Linked DNA regions of Homo sapiens: region 1 is linked to region 2. Evidence: chromatin loops called from intact Hi-C (ENCODE). Cell type or tissue: psoas muscle. All regions are shown on one strand. Links, peaks and the distances in the headings refer to the core of each region. The heading gives the core; the rest is flanking DNA. Region 1 has its middle 15 kb from the start of UBTF. Region 2 holds the start of LOC105371790 (a long non-coding RNA gene).

Region 1 (16,097 bases), core at 2,593-10,592, 46 kb before region 2:
AAAAAAAAAAAAGAAAACAATAGAGTGTGGTGATTTGGGGTACATGGTGTGAGGGGATGGCAGGATATGAAGGAAAGGGCAATTGAGTAGAGCTCTTAGAGGTAAAACTCACAAAAATATAGGGCCCCATCTGACCTAGTCCACCTGCAATTTTTATTTTTTATTTATTTATTTTTTATGTTTAGAAGAAATACGGACTTTAATGAAGAGTTTTCCTTTTGCTACAAGTGAGACCCGGGGAAACATCCCAACAACGACAAAAGGAGGCCAGGATGGAAACAGCCCACTCTCTCTTATCCACAAGGCCTAAAGAGAAAGCCCGGCTTGCTGTCGTGTGTCCACTCCGGGCCTAGGCAGGGCTGCGCCTGTAAAAGGTACTCAGGAACTGCAGGTTTTGCATTTCCCCTTTGTGAAACTAACATGCATTTGGGCAAACTTCTGCCTCCCAGTCTCGTGGTAAGAGGCCCAAGTTTTTCTAGTCCTAGGTGGAAATCAGTTTCATCTGCCTCAGGTCTCTGGTATAAATAATAATGCTGCTGATCCCAGTTACCTCACAGGCCTGGGCAACGAAAATGCCAAGAGCTGCAAAAGGTCTTGGAAAATTCAAAAAGGTGATGTATAAATTTAATAATTGATTATCATTTTGTGCTCAAGAATAAGCCATGGAAAACAAAATTAGGAAAGTAAGTCTATATCCCTAAAATATATGCATATAAAATTTTAAAAGAATGCAGTTCCAACTCTGCAGATAGTATTCAGGGATGGTCTACTGCTTTAGAGTCTCAATGCCCCTTTTCCCACCTCCACAAAATCCACCTGGGAGAGTTTACTGTACACGAAGCCCAAATTCAGTCACCCCCCACCCCTCCTCTCCCAGAAAGGGAGGCAGGGCAGAGGCTCCAGGAGGAAGGGCTACATTTTGGCTATAGAGTACAATAGGCATGCATCATGGGAGGGCAGGGTTTATGAAATGGATTGAGGGGCTCTGGCCAGGAGGCACTGAGCAAGGGACAGGTCCATCTTCCCCCTGGCTGGGAGGGGGGCTCTGGGACAATCTCTAAGGGTTGCATATCCCCAGGGAGAGGGGATATATGCCATTCTTGTCTCTATTCTCCCAACCCAAACCAGAGAGGGTGCTGAGCAAGGAGAAAACAGGGTCTCAGAAGCCAAGAAGGTGTCGGCATCACTGTCATTGAATTCAGGGACCCATGAACTCTTTTTTTTTTTTTTTTTGAGATGGAATCTCACTCTGTCGTCCAGGCGGGAGTGTAGTGGTACAATCTTGGCTCACTGCAACCTCCACCTCCCGGGTTCAAGCGATTCTCCTGCCTCAGCCTCCTTAGTAACTAGGATTATAGGTGCATGCCACTACACCCAGCTAATTTTGTACTTTTAGTAGAGACGGGTTTTCGCCATGTTGGCCAGACTGGTCTTGAACTCCTGACCTCAAGTGATCCATCCGCCTCGGCCTCCCAAAGTGCTGGGATTACAGGTGTGAGCCACCACATCTGGCACGAACTCTTTGCATAAAATATCTTCAGACCTAGGAGGTGGTCAAAGGCACAAAGTTTAAACATGGGGTGGGGGTTGTGGAGAGGTGTCTGGGGTACCCTGAAGCTCAGAGGTGTGATTTGTTCCCCCTTGCCCAGAAGGGTGACTGCTCCACTGGGCCTATCACCACAGGACATTTTCCATGACAAGCACTCACCTTCTTGGGGAAGGGACATCGGGTTGGCACAGGAAAGGCGTAGGTAAGGGGCCACTCTGTCCATTAATACTTCGGGTGATTAATGTTTGGGGAGAAGCAAGATTCTCCCCCAGGCTTCTGACTCAAACTCTCTCACTTAGCTGGATACTAAACCCAGTGTCCACACTACCCTCAGCTCTGACACAAGGCCAAACCCACAGAACACTCCCAAATGAGGTCCCGAGAGTTAGGGAATAGGGTGGAATCTTCTGGAAGAGGGCGCTGGGGCAGATCACAGTTTCCACTTCACAGGTTGCTGTAGATACAGTTCACTGCCCACAGAGATGATAGGCCAGTGATTGTCCATGTGGTAGCTGATGAGGTGACTGACACTCTCTTTTTTTTTTTGAGACGGAGTCTCGCTCTGTTGCCCAGGCTGGAGTACAGTGGCGTGATCTCGGCTCACTGCAAGCTCCGCCTCCTGGGTTCACACTATTCTCCTGCCTCAGCCTCCTGAGTAGGGACTACGGGCGCCTGCCACCACGCCCAGCTAATTTTTTGTATTTTTAGTAGAGACCGGGTTTCACCGTATTAGCCAGGATGGTCTCGATCTCCTGACCTTGTGATCTGCCTGGCTTGGTCTCCCAAAGTGCTGGGATTGACACTCTCAAAGCAGTGATCCTTTGTCCAAACCAGTCCTTCAGGGTCCACCAATAGCAGGTGCTTAGGCAGCCCACTCTGCAAGCCAGTAAGCACATACTGGCCTTGGTCATGCTCTCCCGCACCAGGAAGTCGCCATGGAGCTGCAGCAATGCCTCAGCCTCTCGCTGGCTCAGCTTCCCGTGGAACCAGGGCTCCCCTTGGAGCTGCTCAGCCATGGAAACCACTGGGGAGGGGGAGGCACCCAAAGAGCATCTTTAAAGGGCTTCATGTCAAAGAGGTCCCAGGGTGCACTGCGATTGATGGCAGGATGGGGGGGCCTAGCACCACCTTCTGCTTGCCGGGCCTTGTCTAGGTTCTGGACGTTGATATAGGGATCATTGAAGAGCTCTCTGCCTGCTGGACAGGGTGGTGGAGGTGGCATCTGTTTGCGGACTTCTGGATCTCCCCCAGCAGGCTATCCCACAGGCAGTGTAGCTCCCAAGTGGCTGGGGGTCCAGACACTGGGTGGAGTGGGTCAAGCAGCCTCTGAAGTGGCTCCTTCCCGAAGCCTCATGTCTACCAACTCCCCAAGAGAAGGTTCCTTCCCAGGGACGTCATTATAGTACTAATGGTCAGGTGGCTCTTCCTCCTCCTCATCCCAAGCTGATCCATCAAAGCCAGCCATCCTGTCTTGGGGGTGAGCAGTTGGGGTGGGTTCGTGAGGTATTGTTTGAAGCACAACTCGAAGGCCTGGCCAATGGTGCTAATGACATCCTGGGAGGGCCTTTGGGACACTCCAGAATGTGGCAGGCTCTCTGATTCACAGGGTCTTTGGCAACGTAGGCAACATCCTCAGCTGTGTCCTGTTTGCAGTCTGCGGCCATGAGGTTGAGGCTGCTGGTGGAGACGGTGAGAGTGATTGGCATTCCAGCAAATTTCAGGTTACTCCTTCCCAGGATAGAGCTGAGCAGGCAGCTACAGGGCTTTCTCTTCCTTGTCACCCCCTTCACACCCAGCACAGCATCACACACCAGACTGATGGCCTGCCTCCCTGCGTGACCTGAGTTGGGTGTTGAAGTCGAGGGCACGCATTGATTGCAGGACCTCCATATAGCCCATGGAAGTGAGCCTGGGCCATTAGCATCCTCTGCTACAACAGCTGTGGATTGGAGCTAGCAAAGTGAGGACAGGAAGGAAGTGGTCCCAGCGGACATAGAGCAGGGCCAAGAGGAAGAGCAAAGCAGGGCCTCATGGAGTCTCCGCACCGCACCACAGGCCGATTTGATTCCAGATCACACCACTGCCTGCTTAGGTCACCACTCCAACTTTCTCCCCTGGCTCTGCCTCCCTAGAGAAACTTTATTACGCTCACTTCCCGCCTCACTAACCCCTGACCCTCTCCCCCTGCAGTTTTTAACTTTCTGAGTTGCTCACATTGAGCCTACAGCAATTTGTCAATTACACTTCAGGTTTTTCTACCCTGGCACTGGTTCCTGTGGAGGTTACTGCTTGTGAGTTTCTGCTCCCATCAACTGTGATTCTCAGGCTGGGCGTGGTGGCTTATGCCTGTAATCCCAGCACTTTGGGAGGCTGAGGCAGGAGTATTGCTTGAGCCCAGTAGTTCAAGACCAGCCTGGACAACATAGGGAGACCCCATCTCTACCAAAAATTGAAAAATTAGCTGGGTGTGGTGGCTCGTGCTTGTAGTCCCAACTATTAGAGAGGCTGAGATGGAAGAATCGCTTGAGCCCAGGTATTTGAGGCTGCAGTGAGCTATCATTTTGCCACTGTACGCCAGACAGAGCAAGAGCCTGTCGAAGAAAAAAAGAAATTGTGATTTTATCTGACTGTCTCACCAATTTAGGGCATAGCAATTTGCTGTGTGACCCCACTTCTCTGATGGATCTAAGAAGGGTTGATTTTTCAGTTTGTTCAGCTTTTTACTTGTTTGAATGTAGAGGTGATTTCCAAGCTCTTTACATGTTAGACTGGAAACTCTTCTTCCTGTTTTTTTTTTTTTTTTTTTTAAGAGATGAAGTCTTGCTATGTTGCCCAGGCTGATCTTGAACCCCTGGGCTTATAATCCCAACTCCAAAGTGTTGGGATTATAGGCGTGAGCCACCTTGCCCAGTTGAAATCCTCTATTTCGTTTTGAGTGAATTTGGCTGTTTGTGTCTTTCACTCTGTTTAAAAAACTATATATGGGTTGGGTGTGGTAGCGCATGCCTATAATCCCAGCACTTTGGAAGGCCAAAGCAACGGGATTGCTTGAGCCCAGGAGTTTGAGACCAGTCTGGGCAACATAGCAAGACCCTCTCTCTACAAAAAAATACAAAAATTAGCCGGGTATAGTGCCCTCATGCCTGTGATCCCAGCTACTCAGGAGGCTGAGGCAGGAGGATCACTGGAACCCAGGAGGTTGAGGCTGCAGTGAGCCATGATTGCTCCACTGCACTCCAGCGTGGATGACAGAGTGAGACCCTGTCTCAAAAGAAAAGAAAAAAGAAAAAAAATTCCCACACAGCACAGATGATAGGATTTTTTTTATCCTGACGTATAGGAACTTTATTTTACTTTTAAATTTATTTAATTAATTATTATTATTATTTTTTGAGGTGGAGTTTTGCTCTTGTTGCCCAGGCTGGAGTGTAGTAGCGCGATCTCAGCTCATTGCAACCTCTGCCTCCCAGGCTCAAGCAATTCTCCTGCCTCAGCCTCCCAAGTAGCTGGGCGCACCACCACGGCCAGCTAATTTTTGTAGTTTTAGTAGAAACAGGGTCTCACCATGTTGGCCAGGCTGGTCTCAAACTCCTGGCCTCAAGCGATCCGCCTGCCTCAGCCTCCCAAAGTGCTGGGATTACAGGAGTGAGCCACCGCGCCCTGCCAATAGGAATTTTACCATTTCGTTTAAGTTGTCAAATGTATGGGTATTTATGTTTGTAGTATTCCTTTGTTATTCTTTTAATGTTTTTAGGGTCTGTAGTGATGTCTTCCATTTCTGTTATTTATAATTTGTGTCTCTTCTCTGTTTTTCTTGGTCAGTCTGACCAAAGGTTTATAAATTTTACTCATTTTTTTTCAGAGAACTAGCTTTTCGTTTCATTGATTTCCTCTACTGTTTGTTCTTAATTTCATTGATTTTTTTTTTTTTTTTTGAGTGACTCACTCAGTTACCCAGGCTGGAGTGCAGTGGTGCTATCTCGGCTCACTGCAAACTCTGTCTCTCAGGTTCAAGCGGCTGTGCCATCTCAGCCTCCCGAGTAGCCAGGACGATAGGTGTGCACCACCATGCCCGGCTAATTTTTGTATTTTTATTAGAGATGGGGTTTCACCATGTTGGCCGGGCTGGTCTCGAACTCCTGACCTCAAGTGACCCACCTGTCTTGGCCTCCCAAAGTGCTGGGATTACAGACCTGAGCCACCAAGCCTGGCCAATTTCATTGATTTCTATTCTATCTTTATTATTTCCTTCCTTTTGTCTGCTTTGGGTTTAATTTGCTCATTTTTTCTAGTTTCTTATAGCAGGAGTTTAGGTTATTGATTTGAGATATTTCTTATTTTCTTTTTCTTTCTTTCTTTCTTTCTTTCTTTTTTTTTTTTTTTTTTTGAGATGGAGTCTCACTCTGTTGACCTCAAATGATCCGCCTGCCTTAGCCTCCCAAAGTGCTGAGATTACAGGCGTGAGCCTGCTCGCCTGGCCTCTTATTTTTTAATCTAGGTATTTAATGCTCTGTTTCCCCCTAAGCACTACTTCATTGCATCTCACAAATTTTGATATGTTTTCATCCTCCTTTAGTTCAAAATATTTCTCAATTTCACTTATGACTTTAGCTTTGGTCTATGGGTTATTTAGAAGTGCATTGTTTTACTTTCCAAATACTTAGGGATTTGTGGCCTGGCGCTGTGGCTCATGCCTGTAATCCCAACACTTTGGGAGGCCAAGGCGAGCAGATCATTTGAGGTCAGGAGTTTGAGAGCAGCCTGGCCAACATGGTAAAACCCCGTTGTCTCTATTAAAAATACAAAAATTAGCTGGTCATAGTGGCACACACCTGTAATCCCAGCTACTTGGGAGGCTGAGGCAGGAGAATTGCTTGAACCCGGGAGGCGGAGGTTGCAGTGAGCCGAGATCGCGCCACTGTACTCCAGCCTGGGCGACAGAGAGAGACTCTATCTCAAAACAAACAGAAACAAATATTTAGGGATTTGCTAGATGTCTTTCTGTTATTGATTTATAATTTAATAATGTTATGAACATAGGCTATGTTTTCTGTGATTTCCATTCCTTTAAATTTGTTAAGGTTTGTGTTTGTGGCCCAGAATGTTGTCTATTTTAAGGTGAATGATCCATGGGCATTTGAAAAGAATATGTATTCTGCTGTAGTTGGGTGGAGTGTACCCTAAAGATAAATTAGGTCAAGTTGGTTGCTGGTGCTATTTAGGTGTTCTATATCCTTCATGATTTTCTGTCCACTAGTTCTATCAATTATTGAGAGAGTAGTGGTAGTTCCTGCCATAATGGTAGATTTATCTGTTTCTCCTTTCAGTTCCATTAGTTTTAACTTCATGTATTTTGAAGTTTTGTTTAAAAAATTATATAAGGGCCAGATGGAATGACTCATGCCTATAATCCCAGCACTCTGGGAGGTCGAGGTGGGAGGATCGCTTGGGCCCAGGAGTTTGAGACCAGCCTACGCAACATAGGAAGACCTTGTCTCTACAAAATTTTATTTTTTAATTGGCTGGGTGTGGTGGTGGGTGCCTGTCGTCCTAGCTACTCCAGAGGCTGAGGTAGGAGGATTACTGGAGCCTGGGGGGTTGAGGCTGCAGTGAGCCATGATTGAGCCACTGTACTCCAGCCTAGGCGACAGAGCGGGACGCTGTCTAAAATTTAAAAAAAATAAAATGCACACACATATATAGACATGCTCTATTTTAAAATATATGTAAGGTAGGCTTGGCGCAGTGGCTCACGCCTGTAATCCCAGCACTTTGGGAGCCTGAGATGGGTGAAATCACTTGAGTCCAAGAGTTCGAGACCAGCCTGGGCAACATGATGAAACCCTACCTCTACCAAAAATACAAAAAATTAGCTGGATGTACTGAAACATGCCTGTAGTCCCAGCTACTAGGGAGGCTGAGGTGGGAAAATCACTTGAGCCCAGGAGGTGGAGGTTGCAGTGAGCCAAGATCGTGCCACTGCACTCCAGCCTGGGAGACAGAGCGAGACCCTGTCTCAAAAAAAAAAAAAAAAAAGGAAAAATATATATGTAAATTAGTGTTCACATATAATAAATCTGGAGGAATATACTCTAAATTATTAACAGTCATTACTGGAGGTTTTTTTGTTTTTTGTTTTGTGTTTTTAGAAACAGCCTCCCACTCTGTCTTACTCTGCTGGAGAGCAGTGGTACCATCATAGCTCACTGCAGCCTCAAAGTCCTGGGCTCAAGTGATCCTCCCACCTTAGCCTCTCGAGTAGCTGGGACTACAGGTGAACACCACCACACCTGGCTAATTTTTAAATTTTTAGTAGACACAAAGTCTCACCATGTTGCCCAGGCTGGTCTTGAACTCCTGACCTCAAGTGATCCTCCTGCCTCGGCCTCCCAAACTGCTGGGATTACAGGCATGCGCCACCACACTTGGCCAAATTACTGGAGATTTTTATTCTGTATGTTAAATCATTCTGTAATTTAAGTGTTTTATACATGTATTATTTTTGAAATCTGAAAATACAAAGATATGTTTTAATGGAAGTAGAGAGATGATTTGATGTGTGTGAGTGTGCATGTGTCCCCCAGCCTGAAAAGCATTTTCTGGTCCATCTTGGGAAAAAGTCAGCTGAGCACTCCTGCTGGGCCCTCAGGCCATAACCCACACCTCCTGCTTCTGCTTCCTCACCCAGCCCTTCCTTCCTTACCTCCTGTCAGCTGGCTCTGGGCCCAGGTACATGGGAAAGAAAACCTTCTGAGGTCACCATGTGGTCTGCCAACCCAGCAGGCTTTCCATGATGTCACTTCACTTTGCTGAGCAAATTTCACCCATTTCTCTTCAGGCTACTTCTCAGATATATTCCATTTCATAGACTCTATTCCTTCAAGATATTCCACCTCTCTCATCACTGGGACAGTTACTGCTTGTCCCTCAGGAGTCAGATCAAATGTCTCTCCCTCCAAGAAGCCCTGCCTTACTCCAGCTCCCTCTGCTCCTGCCACTCCCTGCACAATACTAGTGTTTTCTTTTGTTTTGTTTTTGAGACAAGGTCTCACTCTGTCACCCAGGCTGGAGTGCAGTGGCGCGATCACGGCTCACTGAAGCCTTGACCTCCTGGGCTCAAGTGATCCTCCCACTGCAGCCTCTGGAATACTGAGACTATAGGCGCTTGCCACCACGCCTGGCCACAATTTTTTTTTTTTTTTGAGACAGGGTTTTGCCACATTGCCCAGGCTGGTCTCAAACTCCTGGGCTCAAGGCATCTGCCCACCTCAGCCCCTCCCAAGGTGCTGGGATTACAGGCGTGAGCACCATGGCCAGCCAGTGCTCACTCTTGCTGAACGTCGGGCCCCATGCTGACTGCAGGTCCTATGATAGCATGGGCTATGTCAGCCCGCCTCTGCTACTGACTCACTGACATGCACAGATTCCCAGTTTGCCTCCTTACAGCGAATTCCTCCTGTATGAATTCACTTCCAGGTGAATCACTTTAATCATGTCACTTCCCAGCCCAAGAACCTGCAAGACTCCCTAATGCCTCCTGAATCAAGTCCAAACCCTTCTGGGCAGTTAGGGTTCTTCAAACTTGACCTTGCTTTTTCCATCTTATATGAACCTCTTCTAGAAGGACTCACCTCTGCAGTCAAGACTTCCCTGTGCTGTCGATACACCATTCCCACCTCCCTGCCCTTGGCCAAACCACTCCCCTACCTACCTGGAAGGTACCCCACCCTCCATTCTCCCTGACCCTTGAGAACAAATTGAATTCCTTTCTTTTTGAGACGGAGTTTTGCTCTTGTCGCCCAGGCTGGAGCGCACTGGCACCATCTCATCTCGGCTCACTGCAACCTCCACCTCCCGGGTTCAAGCAATTGTCCTGCCTCAGCCTCCCAAGTAGCTGGGATTACAGGTGCACGCCCCCACACCCGGCTATTTTTTGTATATTTAGTAGAGACAGGGTTTCACCATGTTGGCCAGACTGGTCTCAAACTCCTGACCTCAGGTGATCCGCCCACCTCAGCCTCCCAAAGTGCTGGGATTACAGATGTGAGCCACCGTGCATGCCCCCAACTTGAATTCTATCCAGTGTCCAAAGTCTAGTTCCTCTTCTCCACAAGCATTCTGTCTCTGGACTTCATAAGCTTGATGGCATAGAGGTGTAGAAGGACACCAGGCTCTTGGTCAAACAGCCGTGCATCTGAATCCTACCCTGCCTCTTAGAAGCCGTATGAGCTAGGGTGAGTTCCTTATCTTCTCTGTGCTTCAGTTTCCTTATCAGTAAGATGGGGCTAAAGCCGACCTCACAGGGTTATTGTGAGGAGGAAAAGAGTAAGAACACGGAAAGCACCTGGAACTGTGCCTAGCACATAGTATGTGCTCAATAAATACTGAAAGCTACTTCTTCAGCCCATTCTGCTCTCTGCCCTCTCAATTTCCACAGCTCATGTCCCTGCAGCCTGCCAGCCCTGGGTCACATCCTGTCACACAGCCCTAGAACTGTTCCATATGGTCAGCAAAACTGAGAACCCAGACCCCTCATATACAAAGAGACAGAAACAAACCTCTCAAATATGACACACCTTGTTAGCAGTGATCAGAGGAGAAAAGGGTTTATTACCCAGTCCCGGAGTGACACCATCCCCCACCCAACAACTCTCAACAACTTGATAGGGCCCAAAGAGGGAAGGGGCCTAGAAGACTGAGAGCAAAAGAGAAAGGTGAGGCTGGCCAGGCACAGTGGCTCATGCCTGTAATCCCAGCACTTTGGGAGGTCCAGGCGGGCAGATCACCTGAGGTCAGGAGTTTGCCAGCCTGGCCAACATGGTGAAACTGTATCTCTACTAAAAATACGAGAATTAAACTGGCATGGTGGCGGGCGCCTGTATTCCCAGCTACTTGGGAGGCTGAGGTAGGAGAATCGCTTGAACCCGGAAGGTGGAGGTTGCGGTGAGCCGAGACCCTGCCACCATGCTGTTGCACTCCAGCCTGGGTGACAAGAGCCAAACTCCATCTCAAAAAAAAAAACAAAAAAAACGAGAAAGGTGAGACCTTTAAGAGATGATAGGAGCCCCTCTCCCTCTCCCTCTCCCTCTCCCTCCTCTCCCTCTCCCTCTCTTTCCACGGTCTCCCTCTCATGCCGAGCCGAAGCTGGACTGTGCTGCTGCCATCTCGGCTCACTGCAACCTCCCTGCCTGATTCTCCTGCCTCAGCCTGCCGAGTGCCTGCGATCGCAGGCGCGCGCCGCCACGCCTGACGGGTTTTCGTATTTTTTTGGTGGAGACGGGGTTTCGCTGTGTTGGCCGGGCTGGTCTCCAGCTCCTAACCGCGAGTGATCCGCCAGCCTCGGCCTCCCGAGGTGCCGGGATTGCAGACGGAGTCTCGTTAACTCAGTGCTCAACGGTGCCCAGGCTGGAGTGCAGTGGCGTGATCTCGGCTACAACCTCCACCTCCCAGCCGCCTGCCTTGGCCCCCCAAAGTGCCGAGATTGCAGCCTCTGCCCGGCCGCTACCCCGTCTGGGAAGTGAGGAGCGTCTCTGCCTGGCCGCGCATAGTCTGGGATGTGAGGAGCCCCTCTGCCTGGCTGCCCAGTCTGGAAAGTGAGGAGAGTCTCTTCCCGGCCACCATCCCATCTAGGAAGTGAGGAGCGTCTCTGCCCGGCCGCCCATCCTCTGAGATGTGGGGAGCGCCTCTGCCCCGCCGCCCCGTCTGGGATGTGAGGAGCACCTCGGCCCGGCCGCGACCCCGTCTGGGAGGTGAGGAGCGTCTCTGCCCGGCCACCCCGTCTGAGAAGTGAGGAGACCCTCCACCTGGCAACTGCCCCATCTGAGAAGTGAGGAGCTCCTCCGCCCGGCTGCCACCCCGTCTGGGAAGTGAGGAGCGTCTCCGCCCGGCAGCCACCCCGTCCGGAAGGGAGGTGGGGGTCAGCCCCCGCCAGGCCAGCCGCCCCGTCCGGGAGGGAGGTGGGGGGTCAGCCCCCCACCCGGCCAGCCACCCCGTCCGGGAGGTGAGGGCGCCTCTGCCCGGCCGCCCCTACTGGGAAGTGAGGAGCCCCTCTGCTCGGCCAGCCGCCCCATCCGGGAGGGAGGTGGGGGAGTCAGCCCCCCGCCCGGCCAGCCGCCCCGTCCGGGAGGGAGGTGGGGGGGTCAGCCCCCCGCCCGGCCAGCCGCCCCGTCCGGGAGGGAGGTGGGGGGGTCAGCCCCCCGCCCAGCCAGCCGCCCCGTCCGGGAGGTGAGGGGCGCCTCTGCCCGGCCGCCCCTACTGGGAAGCGAGGAGCCCCTCTGCCCGGCCAGCCGCCCCGTCCGGGAGGGAGGTGAGGGGATCAGCCCCCCGCCCAGCCAGCCGCCCTGTCTGGGAGGTGAGGGGCGCCTCTGCCCGGCCGCCCCTACTGGGAAGTGAGGAGCCCCTCTGCCCGGCCAGCCGCCACGTCCGGGAGGGAGGTGGGGGGGGGTCAGCCCCCCCGCCTGGCCAGCCGCCCCGTCCGGGAGGGAGGTGGGGGGGTCAGCCCCCCGCCCGGCCAGCCACCCCGTCCGGGAGGGAGGTGGGGGGGTCAGCCCCCCGCCCGGCCAGCCGCCCCGTCTGGGAGGGAGGTGGGGGGGTCAGCCCCCCGCCAGGCGAGACGCCTCGTCCGGGAGGGAGGTGGGGGGTCAGCCCCCTGCCCGGCCAGCCGCCCCGTCCGGGAGGTGAGGGGCGCCTCTGCCCGGCCGCCCCTACTGGGAAGTGAGGAGCCCCTCTGCCCGGCCACCACCCCGTCTGGGAGGTGTACCCAACAGCTCATTGAGAACGGGCCATGATGACAATGGCGGTTTTGTGGAATAGAAAAGGGGGAAAGGTGGGGAAAAGATTGAGAAATCGGATAGTTGCTGTGTCTGTGTAGAAAGAAGTAGACATGGGAGACTTTTCATTTTGTTCTGTACTAAGAAAAATTCTTCTGCCTTGGGATCCTGTTGATCTATGACCTTACCCCCAACCCTGTGCTCTCTGAAACATGTGCTGTGTCCACTCAGGGTTAAATGGATTAAGGGCGGTGCAAGATGTGCTTTGTTAAACAGATGCTTGAAGGCAGCATGCTCGTTAAGAGTCATCACCACTCCCTAATCTCAAGTACCCAGGGACACACACACTCTGCCTAGGAAAACCAGAGACCTTTGTTCACTTGTTTATCTGCTGACCTTCCCTCCACTATTGTCCTATGACCCTGCCAAATCCCCCTCTGCGAGAAACACCCAAGAATGATCAATAAAAAATAAATAAATAAATAAATAAATAAATAAATAAAAAGAGATGATAGGAGCCGGGTGTGGTGGCTCACGGCTATAATCCCAGCACTTTGGGAGGCCGAGGCAGGCGGATCACAAGGTCAGGAGTTCCAGGCCAGCCTGGCCAATATGGTGAAACCCCGTCTCTACTAAAAATACAAAAATTAGCTGGGCGTGGTGGTGGGCACCTGTAGTCCCAGCTACTCAGGAGGCTGAAGCAGGAGAATTGCTTGAACCCAGGAGGCGGAGATTGCAGTGAGCTGAGATAGCGCCACTGCACTCCAGCCTGGGCGACAGAGCGAGAGATGATAGGGATCTTGAGGGCCGCCCTCATGAATGGATTAATTCATTCATAATTAATGGTTAGAGGGGAACTGATAGCTTTATAAGAAGATAAACCTGAATTAGCATGTTAGCAAGCGCAGTCCCCTGACCATGTGATGTGATGCCCTGCATGGCCACAGGGCACCACAGAGAGTTTCCAAGTTCCAGGCTCTGCCTCTCTCCAACAAAGAGGAGTGGGGTTCCTATCCCTGGTTCTTACTCTTCAAGACCTCTCCCAAGTTTCCAACCCCACCCTGGCCTCAACATTGGACTTAGGGTGCAGTCTTCCCATAAACTGCTAGGAACAGGGGGGTCGGGTGTAGGTGGGAGGAGGAAAGAAATGCTCAACCTAAAGTCTCTGCTTCTGGGATCTTCCACTCAGCTGGGAGAGATTAGACGTGCATAAGCAACAAAAATGAAAATAGACAGTGCTGCACAACTTTAAGAATAAATATAGGCCTGCCTGGTGGCTCACTCCTGTAGTTCCAGAACTTTGGGAGGCTGAGGTAGGAGGATCGCTTGAGCTCAGGAGTTTGAGATCTGCCTGGGCAACATGGTGAGACTCCATCTCTATAAAAAATACAAAATTTAGCCAGGCGTGGTGGTGTGTGCCTATAGTCCCAGCTACTCAGGAGGCTGAAGTGGGAGGATCCCTTTAGCGTGGGAGGTAGAGGTTGCAATGAGCCGAGATCACACCATTGCATTCCGGCCTGGGCAAGAGAGCGACAGAGTGAGATACTTTCAAAAAAAAAGAATAAATATAAACCTAGGGCTTGGGAGACCAGTAGTGGGAGCCCTCATGGACATAAAGGATAAAGGAAGAGGTAGCATTCCAGCCTCAGCCTTTGGACTTGTTAGGGTAGATGGTCTTTCTCATTAAAATAAGACCAGGCACGGTGGCTCATGCCTGTAATCCCAGCACTTTGGGAGGCCAGGGTGGGTGGATCACTTGAGGTCAGGTGTTCGTGACCAGCCTGGCCAACATGGTGAAAGCCTGTCTCTACTAAAAAAAAATACAAAAATTAGCCGGGTATGGTGGCGGTCGCCTGTAGTCCCAGCTACTTGGGAGGCTGAAGCATGAGAATTGCTTGAACCTGGGAAATGGAGGTTGCAGTGAGCTGAGATCGCACCTCTGCACTCCAGTCTGGGCGACAGAGCGAAACTGTTAAAAAAAAAAAAAAAAAAAGATGTGCCAACAACATTAAAAACATTCAAGCAATCTCAATTAAATTTCCAATTGAATTTTTTGGAAGACTACAATAAGCGTAAGAATAAGGCCCTCATTATAGCTAAATTATCTTTATGAAAAAGAGAGGCGTTTGGTTGGAGACATTTTAGTCTGCTTTGAATATCCCTGGCTTCTTCCCGTTTTGGGGCCTCTTTGAAGTTAGGCAGGGCCACATGACTAGTTCTGGTCAATGGGCTGTAAGCACAGTGACTTTGTCATTGCCCAGCTCAGGCATTTAAGAGCTTGTGTGAATCCTCCAGCCCTTTCTTCTTCTGCCAAAGTGACCTGGAAGTCATATATTTCAGTTTCGCCACAGATATAATCAGCTTGGATTCATGAACCCCGCATGAAGGAAGCTGCCACGGAGAAATGCAGTGGATCTTGTGTAAGTGGGAGATAAAGATTCATGGATTAAGCCACTGAGATTTGGGGTTATTGCCACAAGATAATCTACTCTATCCTAATACAAGGAGGACTTGGTCTACCAGATATTAAGGCATTCTCTAAAACTTTAATAATAAAGAGCCGTGAAATAGTCTGAAGAAACACAATGGAGAAGACAGAGACAGGACTCCATATATGAGATCTTTTTTTTTTTGAGAAGGAGTTTTGCTCTTGTTGCCCAGGCTGGAGTGCAATGGTGTGATCTTGGCTCACTGCAACCTCTGCCTCCCGGGTTCAAGTGATTCTCCTGCCTCAGCCTCCTGAGTAGCTGGGACTACAGGTGCCCGCCATCACACCCAGCTAATTTTTGTATTTTTAGTAGAGACGGGGTTTCACCATATTGACCAGGCTGGTCTCGAGTTCCTGACCTCGTGATCCGCCCGCCTCGGCCTCCCAAAGTGGTGGAATTACAGGCGTGAGCCACCGCGACCGGAGAGATGTAGGGCTTTTTTTTTTTTTTTTTTTTTTTTGGTGGGGGAGGGAGTTTCGCTCTTGTTGCCCAGGCTGGAGTGCAGTGGCGCTATCTTGGCTCACCGCAACCTCCGCCTCCCCGGTTCAAGCGATTCTCCTGCCTCAGCCTCCCGAATAACTGGGATTACAGGCATGCACCACCACGCCCAGCTAATTATATATATATATTTTGTTTGTCTGTTTGTTTGTTTGTTTTGAGACAGAGTCTCGCTCTGTCACCCAGGCTGTAGTGCAGTGGCACGATCTCGGCTCACTGAAAGCTCTGCCTCCTGGGTTCACGCCATTCTCTTGCCTCAGCCTCCCGAGTAGCTGGGACTACAGGCGCCTGCCACCACGCCCCCTACCACCACGCCCCGCTAATTTTTTGTATTTTTAGTAGAGACGGGGTTTCACCGTGTTAGCCAGGATGGTCTCAATCTCCTGACGTCGTGATCCGCCTGCCTTGGCCTCCCAAAGTGCTGGGATTACAGGCGTGAGCCACTGCGCCTGGCCTAATTTTGTATTTTTAGTAGATACGGGGTTTCTCCATGTCGGTCAGGCTGGTCTTGAACTTCCGACCTCAGGTGATCTGCCCACCTCGGCCTCCCAAAGTTCTGGATTACAGGCATGAGCCATTGCCCCAGCCAAGAGGTAGGGCTCTTAAGAGATGATTGGGTCATGAAGGCTCTGCCTTCATGAATGGACTGATCCATTCATGGATTAATGAATTAATGGATTAATGGATTAGTGAGTTATCATGGGAGGGGAACTGGTGGCTTTGTCAAAAAAGAAAGGCCAGGCGTGGTGGCTCATGCCTGTAATCCCCAGCACTTTGGGAGGCCAAGGTGGG
Region 2 (16,097 bases), core at 2,926-10,925:
AGTGGGGAGGTGCGGGGAATCAGGCGGGAGAGCTGGGGGATGGGGCTGGAACTGGAAAGGCTCTCAGAGCTGAGCCAGTCCAGTCCCCCTACCCTCAGAACCCTGTGCCCCGTGACCCTCATCACCAGCACCCTCGGCTGGGCCCTGGGGAGTCCTGGGAGGAAGGCGGTTTCTACTGTCTAGGGGCAGCCAGGCCAGATCTGTGCAAAAATAACTCACCCTGAGCATCCTTCCAGAGATACACGCTGGGAGTTCTGCAGGGTCCCCTGAGAGCTGAGGAGGAGGAAGAGGGGAAGTGGGAGTTCCAGCAGGACTTTGAAGGATGGGGGCGGTTTCTCCAAATGGGAGGAGGAGGGAGGTCAAAGGGCAGGTTTGGGCCAGTGTGATGGCTCAGGCCTGTAATCGGCACTTTGGGAGGCCAAGGTGGGAGAATTCCTTGAAGCCAGGAGTTCTCAAGACCAGCCTGAGCAACATAGCAAGACACCATCTCTACAAAAAGTAAAAAAAAAAAAAGTTACCTTTTTAGCCAAGTGTGGTGACACAGGCCTGTAGCCCTAGCTACCTGGGAGGCTGAGATGGGAAGATCGCTTGAGTCCAGGAGTTCAAGACTGCAGTGAGCTATGATGGCACCACTGCACTCCTGCCTGAGTGAGTGAGACCCTGTCTCTAATAAAGAAAATAAATAACTATTTTGGTGGCTCACACCTGTAATCTCAGCACTTTGGGAGGCTGAGGCAAGCAGATCACTTGAGGTCAGGAGATCGAGAGCAGCCTGGCCAACAAGGTGAAACCCTGTTTCTACTAAAAACACAAACATTTGCTGAGTGTGGTGGCGCATGCCTGTAATCCCAACTCCTCAGAGGGCTGAGGCATGACAATCACTTGAGCCCAGGAGGCGGAGCCCAGGTTGCAGTGAGCTGAGATCCTACCACGCACTCCAGCCTGTAAAACAGAGGAAGACCCTATCTCAAAAAATAATAATAAATAAATTCAATAATTTAAAAAACAAAAACAAGGGCAGGTTTGGAGAGCTGTGGGGTCAGCTTGGCTCTGCAGAGAGTTCAGTGTGCGGGGGTGTCCTGGGAGGAGGATCTGCTTGAGGGGCTCAAGGCAGGCTGTGAGCTCTCTGAGTCTTGACACTCACCTTTCTCTGAATGTTCTCTGTTCTCTTGGCTTCTGGATCTTTCCATGCACTGTTCCCTTGTCCTGAGATGCCTTTCCTTTCCAAACTTGCTGGACCAAAGCTTTGACCTTCAAGGTTCATTGTTTGCATTCCCAGCTCTGTGAATTCCTTCTCTCCCGCCAACCTTCCAACCCCTGGAGATTGACAGGTCCCAGCCCAGCACCTACCTGTGTCATTGCCTCTCTGCTCCCTACTGAGATGGTCCATGGTCCTGTGTGTCTCCTCCACAGATCATGTTCCCAAGGACAAGGACCCTCACTCAGGTCCTTAAACCTGACCAGGGCTCTGCCGGTAGTTGATAGTTTATATGAGTTTGTTGACTTGAATGAAATCAATACAAAAATCCGTCCCTTTGCCGGGTGCAGTGGCACATGCCTGTAATTCCAGCACTTTGGGAGGCTGAGGCAGGAGGATCACTTGAGACCGAGAGTTTGAGACCAACCTGGGCAACACAGTGAAACCCTGTCTCTATTAAAAAAAATTCTGTCCCTTACCCCACTGCCAAAAGTATAGGTGAAAAAACTAATATTTGGGCTGGATGCAGTGGCTCATGCCTATAATCCCCGCACTTTGGGAGGTCAAGGCGGGCAGATCACTTGAGGTCAGGAGTTCGAGACCAGCATAGTCAACATGGTGAAACCCTATCTCCACTAAAAATACAAAAATTAGCCAGGCATGGTGGCACACATCTGTAATCCCAGCTACTCGAGAAGCTGAGGCACGAGAATTGCTTGAACCTGAGCGGTGGAGGTTGCAGTGAACCAAGATAGTGCCACTGCCCTCCAGCCTGGGTGACAGGGCAAGACCATGCCTCAAAAAGAAAAGAAAACTAATATTTGAGAAAGGTCAAACAAGTGATACATTAACAGTCTTATTTTATTCGAATCCTTTCCCTAAACACAAGCAAGCAAAGAAACAAACCCTGAGCCTCCTCCAGTCCTCTCCATCCACTTGGTTCCTCAAATCCCCAAACCCAGTTGCTTCCTTGACTCTTAATTTTCCCTCACTCCCAATCCCCACTTCCAATAACAGCTCATTCTACTGGATCTAGCTTCATGCTTCTATCCTCTTCTCCCCATCTCCACTGCCCACCCGCCGGGCCCCTCATCATGCTCCTCCGTCACCCCAGGAGTCTCTCACCTGGCCTCCTGGCTTCACTTAGGCCCCCTACAATGCGGTTGCCACACAGCAGTCAGAGTGACCTTTTAGAAACATAAATCAGAGGATATCATCCTGAGTGTAAAATCCTTTGTGACTTCCCCACACCCATTCCCTACTCCGGGCAACTCCTGCCCTCTGCTCACCTCCTCTGTTCCTCGAAAGCACGAGTGCCATCCTGTCGGGATGCTCCTCCCTGATCTCCCCATGGCTGGCTCCTTCTCACCAGGCAAGTCTCAGGTCAAATATTACCCCTGCAAAAGGCCTTCTAAGGCCTTCTTTCATCACCCAATTGGACAAAAACCCCAGCCACTCTCGCTGTGGCAAAGAAAATCAAGACAGACTGTGTGCGAGAGAAAACTCAAAATTTTAGTGGCTTAAGCAAGATAGAAGTTTATTTCTTGGCTGGGCGCGGTGGCTCACACCTGCAATCCCAGCACTTTGGGAGGCCAAGGCAGGCGGATCACTTGAGGTCAGGAGTTTGAGACCAGCTTGGGCAACATAGCAAGACCCTGTCTCTATTTTTTTTGTTGTTTTTTTTGAGACAGAGTCTTGCTCTGCAGGTAGGAGGAAGGGGTAAAGAGGAATGTGTCCCCTTTCTTTATTTTATTATTTTTTGAGATGGAGTTTTGCTCTTGTTGCCCAGGCTGGAGTGCAATGGCGCCATCTTGGCTCACTGCAACCTCTGCCTCCCAATTCAAACGATTCTCCTGCCTCAGCCTCCCAAGTAGCTGGGACTACAGCCATGCGCCTCCATGCCCAGCTAATTTTGTATTTTTTTTTTTTTTTTTGAGACGGAGTCTCGCTCTGTTGCCCAGGCTGGAGTGCAGTGGCATGATATCAGCTCACTGCAACCTCTGCCTCCTGGGTTCAAGCGATTCTCCTGCCTCAGCTTCCTAAGTAGCTGGAACCACAGGCTACACACCACCGTGCCTGGCTAATTTTTGTATTTTTAGTAGAGACGGGGTTTCACCGTGTTGGCCAGGCTGGTCTCCAACTCCTGACCCCATGATCCACCTGCCTCGGCCTCCCAAAGTGCTGGGATTACAGGCGTGAGCCACTGCACCCAGCCTAATTTTATATTTTTAGTAGAGGTGGGGTTTCTCCATGTTGGTCAGGCTGGTCTCGAACTCCCGACCTCAGGTGTTCTGCCCACCTCGACCTCCCAAAGTGCTGGGATTACAGGCGTGAGCCACTGCACCCAGCCTGTGTCCCCTTTCTTTAAGGGTATTTCCCAGAGGTTGCTTCTGCTTACATCCCATTGGCCCAGACTCAGTTCCATGGCTACATTTAGCTTCAAGGGAGCCTAGGAAATGTAGCTTTTATTCTGGGAAGTCCTGTGTTCTATTACACTGGAAGAAGAGGAGAATGGAAATTAGAAGGCCCCTAGCAATCTCAGCCAGAATCATATCATCATATCACCTACTAAATTATCTTTTCCCTATCAGCTGATGCTTTCTTTTCTTTTCTTTTTCTTTCTTTCCTTCTTTCTTTCTTTCTTTCTTTCTTTCTTTCTTTCTTTCTTTCTTTCTTTCTTTCTTTCTTTCTTTCTTTCTTTCTTTTTTTTTTTTGAGACAGAGTCTTGTTCTGTCACCCAGGCTGGAGTGCAGTGGCACAATCTCGGCTCACTGCAACCTTCATCTCCCAGGTTCAAGTGATTCTCCTGCCTCAGCCTCCTGAGTAGCTGGGACTACAGGCAGCCCCCACCACACCTGGCTAATTTTTGTATTTTTAGTAGAGACGGGGTTTCACCATATTAGCCAGGCTGGTCTCGAACTCCTGATCTTGTGATCCACCTGCCTCGGCCTCCCAAAGTGCTAGGATTACAGGCATGAGCCACCGTGCCCGGCTGACAGTTTCTTATTTAATTATTTGTTTATTATGATCTATTGCTGCCTCTAGAACATAAGCTTCATGGGGGCAGGTCCTTTGCCATCCTTGTCTGTAGTCATGTCGCCAGTGCCTAGGCACAGAGCCTGGCAAAGGCGGGCTCTACATTTTTACTGAATGAATGATTGAACGACTCCCCACAATAATGATTTGAGAATGCATTCTCGTTCCCATCTTAACAAGTGGGGAAAATGAGACTCAGAGAAATTAAATAACTTGCCTAAGGACAGTTGGCAGTAGGGCCAAGATTTGAACCTTGCTCTCTGTGGCTCCAGCACTCTTTCAACTCTTTCCACTTCACATGCTGGCTCCCCTGATGTCTCAGCTGCACCCTGGATCAAGTTAGATGCCAGGAAACATGGCTGGGTGCGGTGGCTCATGCCTGTAATTCCCAGCACTTTGGGAGGCTGAGGCAGCAGGATTCCTTGAGCTCAGGAGTTCGAGACCAACCTGGACAACATAGGGAGACCCCCATCTCTATTAAAAAAAAAAAAAAAAGAAAAGAAAAGAAGGCAGGAGGCAATCACCTGGAATCTCTTAGTGCAATTTCCCCGGGAAATTCCACCCCAAGTTCTCACTAATATCATTCCTATAGCCTCTAATGGGATCAACATAATACCTTCCTGCAAATCAATGGGTGAGGATGTCACACAGAATCCATGAAATCAATCCTGCTGGAAGTAAGTACCGGATACTGTCTGAAACTCCAGATGAACTGATAGGTTTCTTTATTTCAGACAGAGAAGGGCCATCTAAGTCATCAGGTTTCCCTTTTTACCTTGGCTGCTAGGAAACTTCGAGTTTTAAGTAAGCACCCAGAACGCAGAGGCAGCCTCAACCTCAGGTAAAGTGCTGTAATGAACAGAATGTATGTGATTTGGAACCAGGGAGCCTAAACTTGAGTCTCAGCCAATGCTCCTGTGAGCAAGACATTCAAACTTCTCTGGACCTTAGAACCGAGGTGATAAACACGTAACTCCTCCGTCCCAGGGCTGTTAAGAGGGTTAAGTGAGCTAATGTATTGGCAAGCTCTCCAGAAATGATTTGATGCTGCATAATGGTCAGACTGTGTCACATGCAGTCACAGGGTACAGTCAGCTCACAGGGGCTGAGCTGTAGCTTCTCATGTCCCAGGAATTATTAAACAAGAGAATGAAGTGGTCAGGGAAGGCTTCAAGGAAGAGACACCTTGAAGGATGGGTGGAACCCTCTGATGGAGAAAATTTGACAGCGTCATTCCTGTACCCTGTAGTGCTGACCTCCCAGGTCACCTCTAATTCCCATCCTGGCCTGCATCTTCCCATCCTTTTAGGTACCCTCTAACCATTACTAATCCCACTGTCTAGTCTCTGTCCCCAGGGGTGAAAATCAGCCCACGGGTGGATAGAGCTGCCCTCAGATGGCTCACAAGTTTCCAGAGACCCAGGGGTTCAAAATGACCAAGTCAACCAGCAGTTACTATTCCTTTATTCGTTCAACACCTGCTCACACGGTCGGGCATGGTGGCTCATGCCTGTAATCCCAGCCCAGCACTTTGGGAGGCCCCGGCGGGTGGATTGCTTGAGCCCAGGAGTTTAAGACCAGATTGGGCAACATGGTGAAACCCCATTTCTACAAAAAAATATAAAAATTAGCCAGGTGGGGTGGTGCATGCCTGTAGTCCCAGCTACTAAGGAGGCTGAGGCAGGAGGATCGCCTGGGCCCAGGAGGTCTAGGGTGCAGTGAGCCATGATCATGCCACTGCACTCTGGCCTGGGTGACAGAGCAAGACCTTGTCTCAAAACAAAAACAAAAACACCAGCTCACACAAGGGTCATCAAAGAGTGTTTAGATGCTTGAGGGGATGGATACCCCATTCTCCATGATGTGCTTATTTCACATTGCATGCCTGTGTCAAAACACCTCATGTACCCCTTACATGTACCCCATAAATATATACAATTACTATGTACCCACAAAAATTAAAATAAAAAAAAGGAGGCTAGACGCAGTGACTCATGCCTGTAATCCCAGCATTTTTGGAGGCTAAGGCGAGTGGATCACCTGAGGTCAGGAGCTTGAGACCAGCATGGCTAACATCGCAAAATCCTGTCTCTACTAAAATACAAAAATTAGCTAGGCTCGGTGGCAGGCACCTGCAATCCCAGCTACTCGGGAGACTGAGGCAGGAGAATCGCTTAAACCTGGGAGGCAGAGGTTGCGGTGAGCCAAGGTTGCACCATTGCACTGCAGCCTGGGCGATGAGAGTGAAACTCCATCTCAAAAAAATAAAAATAAAATAAAAAATAAATAAGGAGAGTTTAGTCTTGGAAAAAGCCCCAGCCCAGGATGAGAGGCTGAAATCTGGGCTCTCCCCAACTAGCAACATCTGACCCTCAACTTCCTCATCCATACAAAAGACTTAATCACACATCACAAAGACCATCCTCAATAAGGGGTGCTGTCTTTACTGTCAGCCTGTACTCAATCTTCCTAAAACTTGAAGAAAGTAGGGTACAGAGAGGTGAAGTAAATTCCCCGAGGTCACACAGCTCATAAGCAGCAGAGCTGGATTGGGACTGGGGATTCACACACTGAAACTTGGGATGGGGGTAGGGAGGGGAAACTCTCCAGGAAATGGCTCTTCTCAGTCGGTGAGATTTTGAGGTCAAACCAGCTGGAGGGAGCCAGGCTCTGGCGGGGCAGCAGCAGACCGGAAACCACAGCCGACTAAGACTGACCTTGGCCTGTAGGGCTGGCTGGGTAGGGCGGGGACGGCCTTGGTTCCCAGCCCTGATTCACTACGTCATTGAAGTCGGTGGCTGAAGACCTCAGCTCTGTCTACTCAGGCTTAGGTGGCCGGGACGCAGGCCTGGCGTAGGGGGGCGCCTGGAAGGGCCTGCATGCAGGTGCAGAGAACCTGCAGGGCGTGAGACCCGCGTAGGGAGAGTACCTATCCTATGTCTGGGGGGAATCTATGCTGGGGAGCCCTGTGGAGGAGGACCTATGGCCGGCGGCCCCCTCTTCCTTCCCCTGACCCTGCACTCCTGGCTCCCTCCCACTTCTGACCCTTCCAGCTGTTCCATGTGGCCTCAGGATAAAGTTCAAGTTCCTCCTTCTGACCTGGCCCCTGCTGTGAACTTGCTCTCCGTCCCCAGCCTGCCCTACTGGTCCTGTCTCTGCGCACTCCCTTAGCTTCATTCACTTTAAAATTGAGCTCAGGCCTCTCTGCAGTCCAGCTTCCACTCCTTCTTCGACTTGGACCTGGCGTGGACGACTGGCCTTCCTCTCCTCTCTCCTGAAGCCCGTCGGACCTCCGCCATGCATGCCTCCCCTTCTGCTAGGTCCTGAGGACCCACCTGTGACTCAGTCACCCTCTGCTTTCAGGGCAGCAGGCACACAGTGGCTCAGAACAAAGGGTGATGGAGGCTGACTGCCTGTGGTCACTGCTGGGGAAGCTGCCTCTGCACTGCCCCAGCCCCGACCAAGGCGTGACCCTTTGAAATACCCGGAACCACAGAACAACCTCCTCTGCTGTGGGGTAAAGGTAGAGGTCGAGGGTCAGCCCCAGGCAGCATCCCAGGTGCCATCAGAGGGCCCCTGATGCTTGGAGCCAGGGTAGGGAGGCGCTGTGTCTAGAAGGGTGCACTTGGGCTCCCCTGGACAACACTGGCTGTGTGAAAGGAACCCCAGCATTAAGGAGGGGTTCCCCCACCCCTGCTATGCACTTTATTTAAAGCCAACCAAACACTGTTAAAATATGAATCACGGGCCAGTTGCAGTGGCTCACACCTGTAATCCTAGCACTTTGGGAGGCTGAGGTGGGCAGGTCACTTGAAGTCGGGAGTTCGAAACCAGCCTGGCCAACATGGTGAAACCCAGTCTTTACTAAAAATACAAAAAAATTAGCCGGGCGTGGTGGCACACACCTGTAATCCCAGCTACTCTGGAGGCTGAGGCAGGAGAATTGCTTAAACCCAGGAGGCGGAAATTACAGTGAGCTGAGATGGCACCACTGCACTCCAGCCTGGGCGGCAGAGCAAGAGTCCGTCTGAAAATAAATAAATAAATAAATAAATAAATAAATAAAAAGAATCACTGCAGCTGTGAATCCACATTAACCCAAAACAGCAGCAAGTAACTGGACCACCCATACTCCTGGCTAGGCCTGGGCTGGACAATGGAAGGGGGAGCAGGGGGGTGGGTGGAGGTAAAGGGAAAGTCTCTCTTGCATCTGTGCCCAATATGCCTGCGTGTCCTAGGGTATGTCTGTATGACAAGGCAGCGGCTGGTGTACCCAAGGGGGTGAGGATGGCATTGTGGGCGATCAGCTCCCATCTTCCCTCTGGCTTGCCCCTGTCTTTTTTCCCCTACAAATCCCCTGGTTCCTGGTGCCTCTCGATGGCTGACCCAACCTTCCTCAGGGCAGGTAGCTCCTCTTCTCAGTCCTGGCCTCCCATCCAAGCCCATGAGGGCCCCTTCCTTGCTGGAAAAACTCTGTCTGTGTTAGTCCTGGAGGAGGGAACAGATAGTTCCCCCAGAAAAGGGCCAAGCCTCCCTTGGGGAGCAGCTCCAGCCCTTCTTGGTCTGTCCTATCTGCTAAGCCAGATGTTTGGGGCCTCCACCTGACAGCTGATGGCAGGGTCTGTCACAGGGCCAGGGCTATGGGTGTGTCCCCCACTGTGTGTGTTTGGCAGGGCAGGTAGGGGAGCAGTTAAGCCAATGGCTTTGAGAGGGTCTGGTGTCTTACTAGTTGTGCGACCTTGAATAAGTTCCCAGAGGTCTCTAAAGTCAAGTTCTTCATCCTTATGGCCAGGCATAGTGGCTCACGCCTGTAATCCCAGCACTTTGGGAGACCAAGGTGGGTGGATCACCTGAGGTCAGGAGTTCGAGACCAGCCTGGCCAACATGGTGAAACCCCATCTCTACTAAAAATACAAAAAATTAGCTGGGTGTGGTGGCAGCTGCCTGTAAACCTAGCTACTTGAGAGATTGAGGCAGGAGAATCGCTTGAACCTGGGAGGCAGAGGTTGCAATGAGCTGAGATCTCGCAACTGCACTCCAGCCTGGGCGACAGAGAGAGACTCCGTCTCAAAAAAAAAAAAAAACAGTTCTTCATCTTTAACACCCAGCCTCCTAGAGAGGTTGTGCTGATAGGAAGACGTTGCACAGGCAGCCCTTAGCACAGCTCCATGCACACAGTTGAGTTTGATAAATAGTAGCGATCACTTTTAGGAGAAAACCCCAGTGGGCATGGGGGCTGCTGTGGGAGTCTTCCCTGTGCTGGGCCCTGAGACCAGGGGCCTCTGCCACCTTCAGAATGCTCCAGGCAGGGCGTTAGATGCCCAAAGGCCTGGCTGATGGAGCAAAAACTCTCTGGGCCCCAAACCCCTGGCCCTGGCTTCTCCTCCTTTGTGGACTTTCCCAAGTAGGGGACTTGAGAAGCCCACCCCTAATCCCAGCAGGAAGGTTGAGCTCTGGGGAGACCTCACAGGGAAAACCCCAGAAATGTCTATTCCTCCTCTGTGCCTCAGTCTCCCTGTGTGGTGGGAAGTCAAGCGGACCCTAGATGACTCCACTCAGACTCAGCTGTCCCTCTGAGAGCCTGGAGAAGGACAGGGAGCCCCCAAGTCCAAGCTCCCCCTCCTCTGGCTCCTTGTTTCTTTCTTTTTGTTTTTAGTGACAGGGTCTGGCTCTGTCACCCAGGCTGGAGTGCAGTGGTGCGATCACAGCTCACTGCGGCCTCGAACTCCTGGGCTCAAGCGATCCTCCCATCTCAGCCTGCCAAGTAGCTGGGACTACAGCCACACACCACCATGCTGGGCTAATTGTTGTTGTTGAGACCGGGTCTCCCAATATTGCATCAGCTGGTCTGAAACTCATGGACTCAAGTGATCCTCTCACTTTGGCCTCCCAAAGTGCTGGGATTACAAGAGTGAGCCACCACTCCCCAGCTCCTCTTGTTTTTTTTAGGTTTTTTTTTTTTTTTTTTGAGACGGAGTCTCACTCTGTCACCCAGGCTGGAGTGCAGTGGTACGTTCTCGCTCACTGCAACCTCTGCCTCCTGGGCTCAAGTGATTCTCCTGCCTCAACCTCCCAAGTAGCTTGGATTACAGGCATGTGCCATGATGCCTGGCTAATTTTTTGTATGTTTGGTAGAGAAGGGTTTTTGCCATGTTGTCCCGGCTGGTCTCGAACTCCTGACCTCAAGTGATCCACCTGCTTAGGCTTCCCAAAGTGCTGGAATTACAGGTGTGAGCCCCCGCGCCCTGCCACCTCTTGTTTCTTTTTGAACAGACTGTGGAGCAGCCAGTCAGGACCCAGAGCCACAGGCCTGTCCCTGCACTGGTTAATTTCAACTGGCTCTGGGCCCGTGGTGTTGAAGGGGCCCTGGGTGGGGTTGGGTGGGGAGTAGAGACTGGTGTCTATGGGGCCCAGGCTTCTATCTCAGAACCCAGCGCTGTCAGCTGAGAGACTTGGGAGGGGCCAACATTAACCCATCTTGCTTTGGAGGAAACATACTGGTTCCGATATCAGCCGTGGGGTGGGGCGCGGTTTCCAGTCTGTGCCTCAGTTTATTCTTTGGAAATAGGAAGAATGGAGTTTCCTAGCCTCCACTTTGAGAAGATGGGGGAAGTTGGTTCATTTATTCATTCAGGTAGTCAATCTACAAACATTTATTTTGAACCCACTCTGCACCACCCATGTGTCAGGCACTGTGCTAGGCACCTGGGATACAGAAGTTTGAAACCAAAGCTGAGGGACCTGGAAGCCTCCAAGCCTAGGGGAGAGTAAACACACCTAATCCTGGGTCTGTGCAGAGAGAAGCAGCAGCCCAGAGCCTGTAGGAGCCATTCATGCACCAAGTTACACATCATTTTGGCCAGCAAACCCCAGGAATTAGTATGGATTTCCTCCTGTGATTTAGCAGAGAGGTAAACATGCTGGAAGCCTGTAGCAGGTGTGTCAATGATGAAATGAGCCGGCGGTTTGGTGGCTCCTGCCATTCCTTCTTCATCTCAGTCAGGAAGGCCTGGAGGGTAGATGCCATGAAGGACTGCCAGTAGCTGTGACGTATAAATACCTCTGTCTTCTGCCTCATCTGCCCAGCAGGCCCTGGATTTGCAGGACCTCACCATGGGGGTGTTTGCTCACACCAGGACTCTTCGCCACTGGAGGCCACTGACCACACTAAATGTGGCCCCACATCCAGATTTTAATCTCTAATACTTTTCCACTCAAAGGAAATAAGATTCTTAGGATGATAATGGATTCTCTGTCTTGGGGTGTGAAAAAGAAAGTCAGGTCCTGGTGCAGTGACTCATGCCTATAATCCCAGCACTTTGGGAGGCTGAGGTGGGAGGACTGCTTGAGCCTAGGAGGTCGAGACCAGCTGAGCAACATAGTGAGACACTGTCTCTACAAAAAATTTAAAAATCAGCTGGGCTTGGCCGGGCGCAGTGGCTCAAGCCTATAATTTCAGTACTCTGGGAGGCCGAGGTGGGGGGATCACGAGGTCAAGAGATCAAGACCATCTTGGCCAACGTGGTGAAACCCCGTCTCTACTAAAAATACAAAAATTAGCTGGGCGTGGTGGCACGCACCTGTAGTCCCAGCTACTCGGGAGGCTGAGGCAGGAGAATCACTTGAACCTGGGAGGTGGAGGTTGCAGTGAGCTGAGATCACACCACTGCACTCCAGCCTGGCGATAGAGCAAGACTTTGTCTCCAAAAAAAAAAAATTAGCTGGGCATGATGGTGTGTGGCTGTAGTCTCAGCTACTTGGAAGGCAGAGAGCAGAGGATCTCTTGAGCCTGGGAGGTTGAGGCTGAAGTGAGCCGTGATTGCGCCAGTGCACTCCAGCCTGGGCAACAGAGTGAGACCCTGTCTCAAGACAAAAAACAGAAAATCAGCATGTGACTTGAAAATCTGGTTGATCCCAGGAAGCAAGAAAACTTTCAAGGATGTCAGAGGCAGTGCTGAGAAGCCCATTGCTGGTAGTCTGAGCATCAGCAAGACAGAGAATTAGGCTAACCTGAGATAAACCAGGAAAGCATCAGGGCTACACAGACAGGAGGGCTCGAGGGTCAAAACATGCTTGTAATCATGGACAGGCCTCTGCGGGATCAGCGGGATGGGGGGATGGGGCATGAGATGAAGGCAAAAAGCAAGCAAGGACAGAAGAGACACCTCTACTTTAAAGAGAGTTTGGGTCCAGGTACAGTGTCTCACGCCTGTAATCCCAGCACTTTGAGAGGCCAAGGTGGGCGAATCACTTGAGGTCAGGGGTTCGAGAACAGCCTGGCCAACACAGCGAAAACCCATCTCTGAAAAATATAAAAATAAGCTGGTGTGTCCCGGCATGGTGGCTCACGCCTGTAATCCCAGCACTTTGGGAGGCTGAGGCAGGCAGATCATGAGGTCAAGCAATTGAGACCATCCTGGCCAACAAGTGAAACCGCGTCTGTACTAGAAATACAAAAATTAGCTGGCTGTGGTGGCTTGTATCTGTAGTCCCAGATATTCGGGAGGCTGAGGCAGGAGAATCGCTTGAACCCAGGAGGCGGAGATTGCAGTGAGTCTAGATCGCACCACTGCACTCCAGCCTGGCGACAGAGGGAGATCCTGTCTCAAAATAAAATTAAATTAAATCAAAAATAAAGAGAGTTTGGAAGTTTACCATCACAAAGAAACCCTCAGTTTGCCAGATAACCAGATTTAGTATGTTTCAAATAATTTGATTGGTGTATGCTTTGTCAATTGTTTAGGGTGGCCAGGTGCTGTGGCTTATGCCTGTAATCCCAACACTTTGGGAGGCCGAGACGGGAGGATCACTTGAGCCCAGGAATTTGAGACCAGCCTGGCCAACATGGCAAAACCCCATCTCTACAAAAAATACAAAATATTAGCTTGGCATGGTGGCATGCACCTGTGGTCCCAGCTACCAGGGAAGCTGAGGTGGGAGAATTGCTTGAGCCTGGGGAGGTCGAGGCTGCAGTGAGCCATGATTGTGCCACTGCACTCCCACCTGGGTGACAGAGTGAGGCCCTGTCCCCAAAAAAAAAAAAAAAAAAATTGTTGGGCGGGTGCAGTGGCTCACGCCTGTAATCCCAGCACTTTGGGAGGCCGAGGTGGGTGGATCGCCTGAGGTCAGGGGTTCGAGACCAACCTGGCCAACATGGTGGAACCCCATCTCTACTAAAAATACAAAAATTAGCTGGGTGTGGTGGCAGGTGCCTGTAATCCCAGCTACTCATGCCTCAGCCTCCTGAGTAGCTGGGATTACAAGATTACAGGCAGAAGAATCGCTTGAACCCTAGAGGCAGAGGTTGCAGTGAGCCGAGATCGCACCACTGCACTCTGGCCTGGGCGATAGAGTGAGACCCTGTCTCAAACAAACAAACAAACAAACAAAAAACCGGGCATGGTGGCTCATGCCTGTAATCTCAGCATTTTGGGAAGCTGAGGTGGGCACATTACAAGGTCAAGAGTTCAAGACCAGCCTGGCCAACATGGTGAAACCCCCGTCTCTACTAAGAATACAAAAATTAGCCGGGCATGGTGGCACATGCAGGTAATCCCAGATGCTCGGGAGGCTGAGGCAGGAGAATCGCTTTAACCTGGGAGGCAGAGGTTGCAGTGAGCCGAGATCATACCACTGCACTCCAGCCTGGGCAACAGATTGAGACTCCGTCTCAGAAAAAAAAAAAAACTGTTTAAGGCGTTTAAAGTGTTCAGATAAATCATCCATAATTTCATTACGGTGTGTAATTGAAGCAGAGTCTCCAGGGCCCATGGGACCGAGTTAAAAATCCCAATGCTAACATTCACCAGCTGTGTGACCTTGGGCAAGTCACTTCACCTCTCAGGGCTTCAGTTTCCTCAGCTGCAAAGTGGGAACCAGATGATAATAATTGAATGTCCTTCATGGGGCTGTTGTGAGAATTAAATGAAGAATACGTTCAAAGCACTTCAAACAGTGCTTGATGCATAGTAAATGCACGATAGTATTTTAATTTTCATTGTTTAGGTAATTCATGTTTTTTAAATATAAACATGAGTACTTTTATTTATTATTATTTTTTGAGACAAAGTCTCAGTCTGTCACCCAAGCTGGAGTGCAGTGGCACAATCTCAGCTCACTGCAACGTCTACCTCCCGGGTTCAAGTGATTCTCATGCCTCAGCCTCCTGAGTAGCTGGGATTACAGGTGTGCACCACCACACCTGGTTAATTTTTGTATTCTTAGTAGAGACAGGGTTTCACCATGTTGGCCAGGCTGGTCTCAAACTCCTGACCTCAAGTGATCTGCCCGCCTCAGCCTCCCAAAGTGCTAGGATTACAGGTGTGAAGCACTGTGGCCGGTCTAGGTAATTCATGTTTAATATGTTAGGAAAAATTTAATTTGTCGAACTCCTAAGTGTTAACTTTTGCTTAGGTGAATATTAAAGAGATGTTGATTGTTTAAAGAGATATCGATTATTTGATAAACCCATTAGCTTAATAAACTGCACATGAAACCAAGTTTTGGCAAGAGTGAGGTTTTCTCTCCATTCAGTAAACGTCCTTGGATCTTGAAGAATTTAATAAATCACCTTCCCTCCCCCAGCTCCACCCATCCACTGGGGGCTCAGGCTGTTCAATACCACTCCCTGCCACCCTGAGTCCTCCGTCAGCTACCGACACATACCCAGGCCTCTGGTCTCCCTCCCTCAGTCGACCGCTCTCCAAGAAGCCCACTCTCCCTCTACTCATGCCTCCCCCAAAGCCCGAGTCTGTCCTGTTAAACCCACCGGACAATCCTCCTTTACCTAGAGCCATGGCCCTATGGCTCTCCTCCCCTTCACAGCTCAACTCAGAGTGACACTCTCCTCTTCCTCCGCCAAGCCTCTCCCCCATCTCCCCTTTCCATGAAGAACCTATTAATGGCCACGTCTAATGGGTGACCCCAGATCCCTGGCTGGATTTTTTTTTTTTTTTAGACAGGGTCTCACTCTGTCATCCAGGTGGGAGTGCAGTGGCACAATCAACAGCTCATTGCAGCCTCGACCTCCTGGGCTCAAGCAATCCTCCTGTCTCATTTTTTCTTTTTTTTAAATTTTTGGTAGAGATGAGATCTCATTATGTTGCTGGTCTTGAACTCCTGGGCTCAAATGATCCTCCCACTTCTGCCTTCCAAAGTGCTGGGAGTACGGGCATGAGCCACTGTGCCCGGCTCCCAGCTGGATTTCTCTGCAGCATTTGACACACGGAGCCTGTCCCTTCTTGGAAATATCTGCACCCCAGGTCCTCTCCTATCTCTTTGGTGGTTTCTTCTTTATCTTCCTGGCTAGCTAGTCTTCCTCCTATCACCTCCCCCCACGTCGGTTCTCCCCCAAATCCATCCCTCCTGAGCTATCTTCTCCCTCCACTCTGCACTTTCATAGTGCACTGTCACAACCTGGCCCTCCTCCAGGGTGGCCTATCTCAGCCAGTTATGCCCCTTCCAGCCATTGCTCACGCCAGAAACCAAGGAGTGACTGCAAAACTTCCGCCTTATCTGGCCAATCACCAAAGGGCCAACCATTGGCTTCCCTGTAACTGGATGACCTTCTCAAGCCCAAGCGGGAGCTTGCCACTTCCTACTAACGTTCATATGCTGATATTCAAATTCTTCTGTCTAGCTTCCCGTTTCATTCCTCTTCTTTAGTCTGTTCCACTATTAGCCCAGGGCACACAGTAGGTTCTCAAATATTTTTTTTGTTTGAGACGGAGTTTCACTCTTGTCACCCAGGCTGGAGTGCAGTGGCGCGATCTCAGCTCACTGCAACCTCCACCTCCTGGGTTCAAGCAATTCTCCTGCCTCAGACCCCAGAGTAGCTGGGATTACAGGCACACGCCACCATGCC

What was found. A loop is a pair of places that touch in the nucleus more often than their neighbours do. Peaks named below come from ENCODE experiments on the same cell type or tissue, not always from the same donor. Only the 100,000 strongest peaks of a DNase experiment are listed, where the experiment ranks them.
Region 1: it touches region 2 in a loop (6-fold over the local background); 19 of 110 quality-filtered maps call a loop at or near these places.

What each region holds. Positions count from the first base shown.
Region 1 is chr17:44,226,781-44,242,877 of GRCh38, forward strand. It overlaps the pseudogene SHC1P2. Among named protein-coding and RNA genes, the nearest start is that of UBTF, 15 kb to the left of the region's middle. RefSeq lists silencers at 8,367-8,567, 8,867-9,067 and an enhancer at 10,971-11,602. In psoas muscle, for the core only: no CTCF peak of the experiment used is centred there; no DNase peak of the experiment used is centred there.
Region 2 is chr17:44,272,928-44,289,024 of GRCh38, forward strand. It overlaps LOC105371790 (a long non-coding RNA gene), which reads right to left and starts at 2,754. Exons shown (of 4, transcript XR_934778.4): 1 at 2,488-2,754; 2 at 2,324-2,385; 3 at 1,351-1,468; 4 at 1,108-1,251. RefSeq lists an enhancer at 7,257-7,927 and cis regulatory regions at 8,667-8,960, 15,351-15,970. In psoas muscle, for the core only: no CTCF peak of the experiment used is centred there; a DNase peak (open chromatin) is centred at 6,974; H3K27ac peaks cover 1,093 bases.